Regions from separate parts of the Mus musculus genome. Here region 1 is linked to region 2. Evidence: chromatin loops called from intact Hi-C (ENCODE). Cell type or tissue: heart. All regions are shown on one strand. Each heading gives the region's core, and the rest is flanking DNA. Links, peaks and the distances in the headings are about the cores only.

Region 1 (2,903 bases), core at 288-2,787, 120 kb before region 2:
TCAGTGCCCAGTGCCCACGTGGCTCACATCCACCTATAACTTCAAATCCAGGAGATTCAATGCCCTCTTCTGAACTCTGAAGGCACCAGGCATCTGTGTGGTGCACAAACATACATGCAAGTAAAACACTCATTTGTATAAAATAATATTTAAAAATCTAATAAAAGCTTAAAAAAAAAACCAAAGGACTAAGAAAAAAAAATAAAGATTTAAGGGCTGAGTGGAGGAACAAGAGGCAGTTAGACGCTAGAGATAACTGATTAGAAAAACCACAGTCAAAGAGACAGGGGTATAGCTTAGCCTGTATGGAGTCCTAGATTAGATTCCGTGTGTGTGTGTGTGTGTGTGTGTGTGTGTGTGTGTTGTGTGTGTGTGTGTTGAGATGGATGCTTGATAGCACTACAGGAAACTTACTTTACTGTATCCCTTTATAACAATTCACCCACTGGACCAAAACATCTGAAACCTGTGGTCAAGCTATTTGCCCAACAGGCCAGTGATCTCTCTCCTTCCCTTCCCTCCCCTTTCCCTCTCCCCTCCTCCTTTTCCTCCTCCTTCCTCTCCCTTTCTCTCACCCTGGCTGACCTTGGCCTTTCAAGAGCTAGGATTCAAGGCAAGCACCGTGATGCCTGACTCAGAGCAGTGAACCTTCAAGTGTGTTCACCAGACTCTAAGCAATGTCAATATCACCTAGAAACCTGAGAGAAATACCAATTTGGGGCTCACTCCCAAAACTCAGTTTCTCAGTCAGAAACACTGGTGTGTAGTCCTGCAAACTTTATTATACACTCTCTGGCTGATTCAGAAGTTCACTAAAGATTAGAAAACACTGCATCACACGCTGCTTAGACAGCACACAACAGCTTTGCCTCTAGGAACTCCCCCCTTTTTGTTAAAGACATTTTATTATTCTATTTTTTGAAGTTACTTGAGCATAAGCAGCAGGGTTTTGTCAGTATTGCACATTTTTAAAATAGCCATGGGCCCTATTTTGATTTAATGTCCCTACCCTTCAACAAAACAACCAAAGAATTCACTACTTACCCATATTTCCCTCTGATGGGGATACAATTTTATCCCTATATTTTCTGCTTGCTCACAGCATTGGAGTATACGGGCACTCTGGGACCTCATAGCTCTCTGTATGTGCCTTTTCAGTGGTTTCTGTCAACTAGAAACTCAACAAACTCTTACATCTGACAGTTTAAATTCCTGCGACACGTATTGTTGGTGAAACCGCAAATCGGCACAACTTAAGACAATTTGGTACCATTTGTCAAAATAACAATAAAAACATAGATTTGATCCAATAAACCTGCTTCTGGGAATTTATCCCACGGATTTACCTGCACACACAAGAGTGGGTATCTCTCCCTTATCTCAGCCAGAAGCCCCAGTCAATAAAACCCTAGGTTCAGGTTACCCTTTTCAGCCCCTCAGGGCTTCTTTAACCCGAAGGCGTCACTGCTCCTTCTGCCAGGTGCAGGCTCCACTACCGGGTCAATTAAATGCGCTATCAGAGGCTCCATCAGCTCACTCCAGTCCTCACACCTGCAGCCAGGGGCTCGTCACCAGCACTGCCCACTGTGATCGGTTGAGAGCGGCGGCGGACAACCTCTCAACCTCAGCGTTTTTCAAGCCCGCCGACCATGCGGCCCAGCCCCTCGGTTCTATCCCTCCCTTTCCCTCTCTTCCCTCTCTCTCCTTCTCTGAGGGAAAGGGAGCCTGGCTCCTCCAGGGTTCTGTGACACTGCCCTGACCCGGGCGCGCGGCTGCCCCCGAGATAGGCGGGGCTCCGAGCGGGACCGGTCCTCTGGAGGCGGGGCGCGGTGGGGGCGGGGCAATGGAGGGGGCGGGGCCGGCGGGGTACTAACCCCGGTGTCTGCGACGCCTTCGCTGCAGTCGCTTCAGCAGCTGGAACCGGAGTCGGAGTCGCCGGGGCCGCTCGCCGCTCGCGCGTGGCTCCGCCGGGCCCGTAGCCATGGAGGACTTTATCGTGATCTCCGACGACAGTGGCTCCGAGAGCTCGGCCGGGACCCGCTCGGGCAGGGCGCGGAGGCTGCGCCGGGCCCTGTCTCGGACCCCCGGCGCGCTGCCCCGCCGAACCGTGGTGAGTGAATCCACTGCCGCTCGCCACGCCCGACGGGAGCCGAGCGTCGCCCCCTCGGGGCCTCAGCGTTGCGACCCTGGCTCCCCGCCGCCGTGTCTTCCCGCCTTTGGCGGCCTCGGGCCTCGAGGAGCTCGGTGGCGCCGCTGGCAAGGCAGGCCTCGGGCTGGCCAGCGCTGAGCCCTACAGGGTTGTGCTGCGGAGCCGGCCGAGCACATGGGCGACACACTGAGCACCAGTGCGAGCTGCCAAGCGGTGGCCGGCGGTGGCCTCCGGCCCGAGCTGGCTCCAGAGCTTTGGCAGCGGGAGGAGTGGGGGGTCCTGGCCAGGCCGCAGCCGCCACCCGGACCTCGAGGCGGGCGCGCGGGAGCGCGTAATTGTTTGGCTTATGATGGGCACAGATGTGTGCAAGGAGGTAACAGGAGCCCCGGCTGCGAGCGAGGGAAGCGCCGCCCTTGGCATGGTGGCGGCTGCGCTGCAGGGCCTAGTTCTTGAGCTAGGGCCCCGATTTTTGAGTTGTGGAGAAGGACAGTTAATTTTGCTTTGCAGATGCGAATCACATACAAAGCCAGGGGGCGGGGCACTCCCACCTTTGTTTTTCCTTCGGTTCTTTATCTTTGTCCCTGCTCCTGAAGTGATGGAATAAAAATATCTGTGGTCTCTGGCTTTCTAGAACTCTCCACAGAAATTTAGTGACCTGACCCCTACCATGATCTACATGCTGTGGCTTCAAAAATCAAGGGATCCTTCTCTGTTCTTCCTAATATGTGTCCTAAATCAATGTCAGCTACTCTAT
Region 2 (2,903 bases), core at 187-2,686:
TCAGCGGCCAGACGTGGTGTCGGATCCCCTGAAGGTGGAACTCCAGATGATTGTGATCCACCATGCAGGTGCCAGGAATGAAATCCAGGTCCCCTGCAAGAGCAATGAGTCCTTTAAATCACAGAGTCATTTAGTGTTTGCGTAGCTCCTGGATCCTAGAACCAATTTGCATTCATTACTAACTGTCCCCAGTTGTCCTCAGAGCTCCTCTAAACTCACCCCTGGCTATCCTGGAACTCACTCTGTAGACCAGGTTGGCCTCGAACTAAGAAATCTGCCTGCTTCTGCCTCCCAAGTGCTGGGATTAAAGGCGTGTGCCACCACCGCCTGGCAAACTTTTTTATTTTAAGTGCATTGTTGTTTTCCCTGCACCTATGAATGTCTGGAACTGGAGTTTTAGACTTTTTCGAGCTGCCATGTTGGTGCTGGGAACTGAACTTAAGTCCTCTGGAAGAATAGACAATGCTCTTAACTGCTGAGCCATCTCTCCAGTGCTAGAATTTTGTTTTGTTTTTGAGACTGGGTTTCCCCTGTGTAGCCCTGGCTGTTCTGGAACTTGATTTGTAGACCAGGCTGACCTGGAACTCAGGGATCCACCTGCCTCTACCAACTGAGTACTGGGATTAAAGGTATGTGCTGCCATGCCCTGCTATATACAGACTTTTTTTTTTTTTTTTGTCCACTCATCTACTGGTAGACACTTAGGCTGAGTCTATGATTTATTGTGCATATCAGTAAGTATGTGAATTACAGGTATGTCTATAGTAAACTGACTTTGACTCTTGGAAGTGTGCACCAGAACTGGTGTAGCTGGGTTGTATAACAGTTCTAACTAATTGTGAGGGGAGTCTTTATTCTGATTTCTGTAATGGATGAACTAATAATTTAGTTTCCCATCAGCAGAACATCACTTCTCCCTAGTATGGCTGCTATTAAAAAATTGCTCGTGTGGCTCACGTTTTTATTGGACAATATTAGGCTAAGAAGGGCCTAAAGGTTAGGAATAAAATGCACTCGGGGTGTGTGTGTGTGTGTGTGTGTGTGTGTGTGTTGTTCCTTTGATTGTTGTCGTTTTGACACACGGTCTCATTATGTAGTGCAGGTTGCTCTTGAGTTCAAGATCTTCAAGTCTTGGCCACCGCAGTGTGCCCAGGAAAAGGCAAAGGAGGAATGGGCAGGCTTTAAGTCAATCGCGTTCAACCAAAAGTAACAGAGTCTAGGTGGCTTGCTCCAGGATACCCTTCGTATGCAAGGAATCATACACACTTAAAGTCAAGTTTCCTTGACTCAGACCAACTATCTTATCTTTGGTCTGTCAAAGGGATGAAGGGCGAGTGGCCTGGGCATGAGGTTGGACGAGGTACAGAGCTGAGTGTCTGGGAAGCACCATTAACCTGGTTACAGACACTCCTAGCAAGAGACAACAAAGCCTCACCACTGTTTCCCCTAATAAGGCAGACCAACTTTATGAAAGGATTAAGTATCAAACTGGCGCTATTTCGTGAAAGCAATCGTTTCCTGAGAAATCTTCAAGAATATCGTAGATAATTTAAAAAAACGGTTAAGGAGCAGCCAAATTGCGGGACTCTCTCGAGCTCCTGGAGGTACACTGACCCTCTGGGGTCTGTCATCTTTTCATCAATTTTAGATCTTTGGGAGATAGATCGGCAGGGTCCTGAATTGTTCGGCCTAGACACGCGAACGTCGCCCTCTGGTGGCGAGATTCGGAAGGGGGCGGGGAGGGTGCCCGCGAGTTAGCGCGCGCAGACGCAGTTGAGTCCCGGCGGCGGTTCAGGCCGGAAGTGGTTACACCTGAGATCACTTCCGGCGGGTGACGGTGCGGACGGGTCAGGAGCGTAGAGGCGGCGGCAAAATGGCGGCGCCTGAGGAGCAGGATCTAACTCAGGAGCAGACCGAGAAGCTGCTGCAGTTTCAGGTAGCAGCGAGTTCTCGGTGCAGCCCAGGCCGCCGCGGGATGGGGAGTGGGACCCTAGAGGAGCGCAAAACCATCCTCAGGTTGGGGTTGGGACCAGTTTCAAACCCGCAGGCGGCCCCCTCCCCCCCAGACGCCAACTGCCCGGATTTCCCCGGCGCCCAACCTCTGTGGGTCCTCAGCCTTCCAGCCACCTCTGCTAGCCGGGCTCGACCACAGTGGGTCAGCTGCCTTGATTTCCCGTAGCGTCGCTGGTCTGCAATCCTTGCCGGCCTGATTAACCCGCCAGACCCTCTCCGCCCATCGATTGGTGGGGATGTGCTAGAGATAACTCAGATCCCCAATCGCAGAGTTGGCATCAGCTTGCAGGGCTGGACCGCAGACCACCACCATCCCATGTTATTCACCGACGCTTGCTGGGGGTCTCTCGGTGGTCCCTAGGGCTCGTGTTGGGTGGTTGTAGTGGGGAAAAGAAGCGCCCACACACAGACCTGGCACCTGCCCTAGAAATGTGGGAGGACGCCTCTGGAGGAAACAATGTAACATGAAGTATCATCGAAGGCCTCTGACTGGATTTGTTGCCCTTCGGCTTGCTCCTGAACGGCTGACTCTGCTTGAGGAGGGTGGCAACCTGCAGGACCCGCCCCATTAAGTGGATGTTTCTGGTTTTGTTTTGTTTTGTTTTAAAAAAAAAAAGGCTCTAAGCACTTTAATCAGGTGGAGGGTCTGGTGGGAGGATGCCACCCGGGTGGTGGTAACCATGGCATTAGCCGTATCCTTAGTTCTTACATATAACTTCAAAATGTCTATTCCCTTGCGGATGTTTTAGGAGGTAAACTGAGTTTATGGGTGTTACACGGTATTTAGAAGACTTTGGGGCCGGGCAGTGGTGGCGCACGCCTTTAATCCCAGTACTCGGGAGGCAGAGGCAGGGGGATTTCTGAGTTCGAGGCCAGCCTGGTCTACAGAG

Evidence for each region. Peaks named below come from ENCODE experiments on the same cell type or tissue, not always from the same donor. Only the 100,000 strongest peaks of a DNase experiment are listed, where the experiment ranks them.
Region 1: a loop joins it to region 2, with 2.2 times the contacts of the local background. A loop is called at or near these places in 1 of 42 quality-filtered maps.

What each region holds. Positions count from the first base shown.
Region 1 is chr13:54,501,895-54,504,797 of GRCm38, forward strand. It overlaps Simc1 (SUMO-interacting motifs containing 1), which reads left to right and starts at 1,911. Exons shown (of 10, transcript NM_176987.4): 1 at 1,911-2,110. The coding sequence starts at 1,982. LOC115486438 (a long non-coding RNA gene) reads right to left here and starts at 2,420. Exons shown (of 3, transcript NR_168901.1): 1 at 1,875-2,420. In heart, for the core only: no CTCF peak of the experiment used is centred there; DNase peaks (open chromatin) are centred at 1,837 and 2,417; H3K4me3 peaks cover 1,512 bases; H3K27ac peaks cover 1,298 bases.
Region 2 is chr13:54,619,968-54,622,870 of GRCm38, forward strand. It overlaps Faf2 (Fas associated factor family member 2), which reads left to right and starts at 1,817. Exons shown (of 11, transcript NM_178397.3): 1 at 1,817-1,936. The coding sequence starts at 1,874. In heart, for the core only: a CTCF peak has its summit at 1,715 (motif pointing left); a DNase peak (open chromatin) is centred at 1,794; H3K4me3 peaks cover 1,603 bases; H3K27ac peaks cover 1,620 bases.